Linked DNA regions of Mus musculus: region 1 is linked to region 2. The links are chromatin contacts, found by Hi-C in ENCODE. All regions are on one chromosome and are shown on one strand. Each heading gives the region's core, a stretch centred on a gene start or an enhancer-like site at or near the end of the contact. The rest is flanking DNA. Distances are from core to core; before and after follow the strand shown. Region 1 holds the start of Snhg8 (small nucleolar RNA host gene 8). Region 2 holds the start of Dnttip2 (deoxynucleotidyltransferase, terminal, interacting protein 2).

Evidence for each region. A loop is a pair of places that touch in the nucleus more often than their neighbours do.
Region 1: a loop to region 2 is called in a map of regulatory T cell, with 5 times the contacts of the local background. The contact joins the promoter of Snhg8 here to the promoter of Dnttip2 in region 2. A Hi-C loop is called at or near these places in 2 of 37 maps with a recorded cell type or tissue (regulatory T cell and v-Abl transformed pro-B cells).

What each region holds. Positions count from the first base shown.
Region 1 is chr3:123,506,275-123,509,600 of GRCm38, forward strand. Snhg8 (small nucleolar RNA host gene 8) reads right to left here and starts at 2,062. Exons shown (of 1, transcript NR_028574.1): 1 at 1,278-2,062. Snora24 (small nucleolar RNA, H/ACA box 24) reads right to left here and starts at 1,792; the gene lies at 1,663-1,792. It overlaps Prss12 (protease, serine 12 neurotrypsin (motopsin)), which reads left to right. Exons shown (of 11, transcript NM_008939.2): 11 at 1-328. The coding sequence ends at 253. It also overlaps the pseudogene Gm9369.
Region 2 is chr3:122,273,028-122,276,589 of GRCm38, forward strand. Dnttip2 (deoxynucleotidyltransferase, terminal, interacting protein 2) reads left to right here and starts at 1,387. Exons shown (of 7, transcript NM_153806.1): 1 at 1,387-1,451; 2 at 2,171-3,562. The coding sequence starts at 1,392.

The DNA of each region.
Region 1 (3,326 bases), core at 812-3,311, 1.2 Mb after region 2:
GTTTTGTAAAGAGAGGTACAAGGGACTATTTACTGGGAGAATGCTCTGTGCTGGGAACCTCCAAGAAGACAACCGTGTGGACAGCTGCCAGGGAGACAGTGGAGGACCACTCATGTGTGAAAAGCCTGATGAGTCCTGGGTTGTGTATGGGGTGACTTCCTGGGGGTATGGATGTGGAGTCAAAGACACTCCTGGAGTTTATACCAGAGTCCCCGCCTTTGTACCTTGGATAAAAAGTGTCACCAGTCTGTAACTTATGGAAAGCTCAAGAAAATAGTAAAACAGTAACCATTCAGTCTTCATACTTGGCACCATGCCAGAAATGACAAGCCTGCGATTCCTTTGAATTTGAGAGAACCCAGTAGTTCAGGGGTACAGGTCTTATCCTTGCCTATTACAATTTTTATGTAAGGTGAAATTCTAGCAAATCTTAGTTTTAATTTTTAAATCTACAAAATTTGGGCTAGGAACCTTGATTAGGTGCCCACATTTAACCTTTTTGATCTTACCTACACTAAGACCAGCACATCATTTTCTTAAGTTCAAATCTTCACTATCAAAATCATTTCTCTAGAACAGTAGGCAGATGTCAAACTTGAATTCTGCCTTTTGAACCATGAAAAAGTACGCCATCTACTGGTACCTTCAAGTAAGTTCAGATCTCCTGAGACTAACCTGACAAATGTTTTAAAGAGGCTCTCCTTATGTACCAGAAAGCCTAACACATGAAATGGCAAGCAGTTAAGAGGCCATACAAATTACTGACCACTTGTGGAACCATGACCTTACAGCAGCCCTTTTTAAATAGGAATGAAGGCCCAGAGACATCTGGTGGGAATTTGGATCCCAATAATCTCTGTGCAGAGGAATCACCCCCTGGTTCCTAAGCTTCCCTAAATAAGGCCTATCATACTCTTGAGTGTGAGTCTCAGTACCTCAAATCCCAGACACAAAAGCCTCTAAGGTCACAAGTATCCCCTCAGCACCTGTCACAACACACCCCCTAGCTGGTGTTACATACTTGGCTTCTGGAGATTTGAAGTTGAATGGCACACACTAGAAGGCTTGGAGAGCAGCAAGCAAAAGATACTTTTCATTAAGGGCAACCGTCTGTGGCTTATTAATCACTCATGTTCCAAGCCAACATTTATCTTGCACCTTTGTAACAATCAAACCTATCTTCTTTGGAAGCCTAGTTAACCCAGTTATTTCCTGCGCAAATGTCTCCTGTATCGTTAACTCTTAATTCACACAACCTCCAGAAACAGGACACAGTCTTATTACACACCAAACATCTTTTATTTAATATAAAATATTCAATTTTCAAAAATTAAAAGCGAAGATTCCCTGTAAGTTGACCAGAGACGATCTCAACCACTACAGTACCTGCAAGAAAAAAAAAAAGGCCCATTACAGAATATCCGTGACTATACTACGGGCTGTTTACTTATGTTAATGTCAGCACAAGAGCAAACTTCACCCTAACAGTAAAGGCCCACTCACTACCCAGAACCGCGAAAACACCACAAAAATGAATCTTACCTTAACACTTCCTCCACTGTTCAACAGCAACGGGTCCCGGCGTTTCCTAGAAATATTTCAATACTAGTTTAGAAAACTGAAGTCCATTTTTCTAGCGTCGTGTAGACTCTTACAATCTTAGAATGTCACTTGCTCAAGTCAGAATCTGGTACCAATGAAATGGTGACAGCTTTGCCAATAACAAGAACATGCTCTTCCATGGCTAGGAAGGGAGACTGCCACAGGCGGCAGGTCCCAAAGATACATGGAGTTTCACAGCCCAAAAATCTAGTGTAACCCCAGAGGTGTCACTCACCATCCGACCCAGCGGTGGCGAACTTGCGTCACGCCGCCCAACACCGTATCGGCTTTACATGGTGGTCGTCGCGCTAACCTTCACGGCGCTCTTGCAGAGTTGATGGCTTTCGGCCAGCACCATAGCCACCTTGTGTCTCCCGCATCTCGGCCACTCACAAATAAGGCCCAAGATATCATCCCCACCATACAACTACATACTCGTAGGCGGATCGCAGCCAAAGAGACTTCTGAACGGTGCGCGCACGCTTTTATAGCCCGGGTGACGCTCTCCCAAGAGCCTGCGCGCGAGGGGCGGGGCTTTCCCGCCCATTCCGAGCTCTCCCGCGCCTCGTCACTTTGATTGGTGTACAGGCGGCCCGGATTCGATGCGTGCGTCACAGGAATGGGCGGGCTGTGGAGGTGGGCGGGGAAAAGCCGAGCTGAAACCACAGTTCTCGCGGTGTCAGAAGTCTCGTGGCTGAAGCTCTGGCGGTGCGCGCGTTTTCTCTTCTTGGCTGCGTTCTTCTCTGGGACCCAAAGTCTAAGGTCCCTTCGTTGCCGCCTCCCCCGGCATCACTTCCTATGGCGCCGGCCCTTTGTCCCCGAGAGCTGTTGGCGGCTCCTCTGCCCCCATCGGGGTTGATGGTTCCGCTTGCGCCCTTCCGCTTGCCCTTTTGATCTGATCTCACTTTTGCCCGACACAGCGCGCCGGAAGGTTTCTCGAACCGGGAGAACGGGAAGCCTGGGCAGTGCGAGCAGACCCGCCCGGCCCTCGGCTTTTCCGGGAGGAAGGCATATCTCACTCCCGCGTGCAGCCCGCTATGAGACAGAATAGAGGGCCTTTAGTGATGGAGTATGGAGATGACAGTTGTCGTCATGGAGAATGTTAGTTAGAAAGCTGTGATCATTACAGGCTGGGAAGGGTGCGGTTAGGGCAACACCGTGCAGGAGTCAGTAGGAACGAATTCATTGGAGACAATACTCGCATTTGAAGGACCTAGAGGGGTTCGTGAACCTCAGCTCGCTCACCCACTATCTCATTTTACTTAAAATAATCACTACTGAATTGAAAGAACTAGTTCATCATAAGGCTCAAGTAACCGCGGCGCGTTGCCCAAACATTTCATTTACATTCTGGATGGTCTTCTGAGGGTGTCCTTAAGAATGGTCTGTATTAGTCCTGAGCTGAGAAGTCCGAGATTAAGGGCCTTCCTTCTCTGGCCAGTAGATGGTAGCCTGCATCTTTCCGTGGGTTTTTCTTTTGTGCCTGTCTGCACCTGTCAGGTTTTTTATTTTACAAAATGTAGTTTTGTTTTTATGTTACTCTGCTGTTACACAGGGCATAACATTTTCATAAGGCTTTTTTGGGGACTACAGTCAATGATTAGCAAACAACTCTCTAAAGAACAATCACTGAACCAAATGGATACCCTCTCACATGTACACAAATTTGCATGGAAAAGTACTAACATTACTTTAAATTGCAATGCACTACATTTTCCATATCT
Region 2 (3,562 bases), core at 137-2,636:
CTTTAAAGCCTAAACTGAAAAGTAACAGCCCGCACTTGTCATAGGGTTTTTCACTAAGCCCAGCCTGTCAAGAGCTTGAAGATTCTTGTCTTCAAGTTCCACAAATGCGCAGGAACTCGTTTTCTTGTTCTTCACTTTCTTGTTCTCTCACTCCTAAAGATAGGCTGTTTCCTCAGGGCACACAATGGCTGTGTGGAAACCAGAGACCACAGTTCTCCAGGAAAACAAAAACAAAAAAAAACCCTATTTTACTAAGTAAGCATGAGGCTAGTGTTTTAAGACAACATCTAACAATCAAAAGTTGGTTACTACGTATACCTGGCTCCAAGGAGAGCAATTTAATGTAGAAGTAATGTATCCATGGAAAGATAGGTTTTTAGGAAAAATTTTGTGTTAAAAAGTGAAGGAAAACGAACCCCCCCTTTTTTTTTTCTTGCTTCCAACACTAATTCCTTTACCCCCTCCTCGATTCCTTTGTAGCCTTTCAACATATTCTAGTTCTCCATCTTTCATCCAACAAAACAAAAACTAAAACACCTCAGCCAGGTGCTGTGGCCCATGGATCCCAACACTTGGGAGGCAGATGGATATCTGTGAGTTCAGGATCAGGCTGGTCTAAATAGTGAGTTCTAGGGCAGCCAGGGCCATGTAGAGAGATCTTGTCTCAAAACAAAAATCCTAAAACTCTTTTGATTCTGGCTAGTCTCTTACTTCCATTGTAAAAAAACAAAAAACTTTAATCCCCGTCCTTCACAACGTCTTTCACCTTTTTTATTTAAAAAAAAAAAAAAAAAAAAAAAAAAAAAAAAAAAAGGCGTACTTCAAATCCCGAGACATTTTAGTTAAATCCCACAGCTTTCTAATTATTCTCCGAAAACTTGGGTGCATTTAACATACATCCTTGTATCCCAATCAAATATCGGAATCTCATTTATTAAGTTATTAAAATACTGTTTTCTAAAAGGACTAAATAAAGTCTCCTTTGGCTTCCGTAAAGACTTACGCCAAAGATCTCACAATTACTGCACGGGGGTGGGGGGTGAGGGGGATGGAAAGCAGAGTAAATGATGCGACTTCCCATTTTGTGTTAAACGGCGAGGAGGTCCTCCTCGCTGAGGACCGCACAGCGGACGAGCTGGGAACTGGAGGCGGAGCTGCTTTTGCCCCCCCCCCCCCCCAACACACACACCCCACCCCCCCACCCCCCGCTGACCCGCACTAGTCCGATGGCGGAGACCGCTGGCCAGAACTGCAGTGGAGCCGGGGAAGGAACGATTCTCCCGAGCCGCGGTTTCCGCAGGGAAACCTAAGCGAGTTCCTGTTTCGACGCACTTCCGAAGCGTCGGAACAGAGGAAGCCGCGCTGGCTGCCGGGAATCCGGAGTCGGAAAGATGGTGGTCACCAGGTCCGGGCTCTCCCGGACCAGGCTCCAAGAAAGCTCCCAGCAGAAGGTGAGCTGGGTCTCAGGTTCTCCGGGTCTCCTCGCCGCTGAGCAGAGCGGCTCGGCAGGGCGGAGGAGAGCGACGAGGAACCGAGCGGGTCGCGCGTGGTACTGCGCCGGACTGGCTCGGACCTGGGGGTCTTTCAGGGCTCTTACGGGAGTTTCGGTAGCGTGCCCTGCGCAGGCGAGGCCTTTTAAGTTTACTGTTAGGACAGTACCGGGGAAAGTTAATGCCCGCCACCTCGACCAAGCCTGGTTTGGGGGATAGGAGGAGCACCGTTTTCACGTGGAGAGACTGGCATGGCCGAGCACTAACCCCTCCGGCAACTGAAGGGCGGCGGTGGCGTCACTCAGAGCCTCTGGTTGTCTTCTGGTGCTATGCTCTTTAGATTGTGTGGTAAGGGCTATAGAGCAGCCCTTTCCTGTTGTAGAAATCCAGGCAAGTATCGGATTACCTTACACACTCCTAAACACGTGCTCAATTAGTATTCAACTCCCCCCCCTCCCTGCGCTTCTATAAATGATTTAAAATTTACCTCCTCTTTCTTTAAGTAGAGAAAGTTTTTTTAGTTCTGCTTTCTGAAGCCTAGGATGAGGCAAGTAAAAGAAATATCTTATCGTGAGTTTGTCTTCGTTTTGTACCTTCTTGAGTTTTGTTCCTTAGGCCATGCCACCTTTACCCTTGTCCCTGCCCTATCTACACTATATTGTGTTTGTTTTGGTTTTCAGAGGTCTGCTCCTCGGAGAATTGGGACACATCTAGAAAGCACAAAGGAATCGGGATCCGATGGCAGCACAGCTGAATCGCAGCCTGCTGAGAAACAGCACTCACGCAGCAGCAGCAGAACCACAGGCCCAGCGGAGATCATTGTGCTTATTTCTGATGACGAGGCTTCTGAAACGGAGTCCCACACTTCTGGGGTTACTTCTGTGTTAGAGGACCAAGAGCCCATTGTAAGAGTAACTAGGAAACGGCAGATCGTAATTGCTTCCACCTCAAAGTCCACTGTTAGGAAAAGGCAGAAAGTAGCCCCTCAGCATGCATCTGCTGATGAAGTTGTTGTTTCTGAAGCAGAGTCTCATGTTTCAGGGGTTTCTATGGTTGTACCTTCCACAGAGAGAAGCAGCAGAAATAAGGCTAATTCTCAAAGAGATTCAAGCCAAGAATCACAGTCGGGAACTGTATCTGATGCTGAGTTGTCCTGCTCAGGCATTTCATCGTTAGAGATCTTGCCGAGAACAACAGCCAGGAATGTGAAGAAGAAATTACAGTTCCCAGCTGAGAAAAACGATACTAAGATTACACCAGGAAATAAAAAGCAAATTGTGGGTATGTCTGTGTGTTCAGAGGACTCAGATGCTACTCAGTTATCAGCAAGACCACTTTCTCAGAGAAATATGCCAAATGTTTCTGATAGTGAAACTTACAACAGTGACTTTGATGATTCCAGCCCCAGAAATTCAGGGAAAAAACTGACAGCCCAAAACCACCAAAATTTGCATATCCAAGAGGAAAAACGAGCCAATGTTGTGTCTCTTACAGAAGTTAGAAAGGAGAATTGTAAGAGTCTGGATGAAGAGGACCTCAAAATCACAGAGGAAAAAGTAATTAATGAGAAAGATTCCCAGCGGAGTCTTTCTGAAGCTCAAGACACCAGCCTTCAGCAGTCAGTGTCTCAGAATCATTCAAGCACCCCAAATAAAAAACCCACATTCCAGCTTTCAAGTCCAGATCGGAAGGCTCTAATGAAATCATTAGAGCACAAGTTTGCAGTTGTGAATGTAGAAAGGTGGAATGACAAGAGAGGGGGCAGCGGAAAAAAGAGTGACTTGGCACAGCTCGGTGGTGGTGGTGGTGGTGGTGATGACAACGAGCCCACGGGTGCAGGTATCAGTGATGACAAGAGCAGCCAAAGTGGTGTCCCTCTTGAATGTGATACCAAACCATGCAAGTCTGAACTCAGCATGACTCAGGATACTACGGACAGTCCTGTCTTATTATTTCTTAGCAGCGATGAAAGCCAGCAGTCTGACAGCAGTGAGAATGAAAGGGACACTTTGTGTTCTGTTGAAAACAATGGCCAAAAGGAGGCATCAGCTGAGGACCTGGAAGATGCCGCC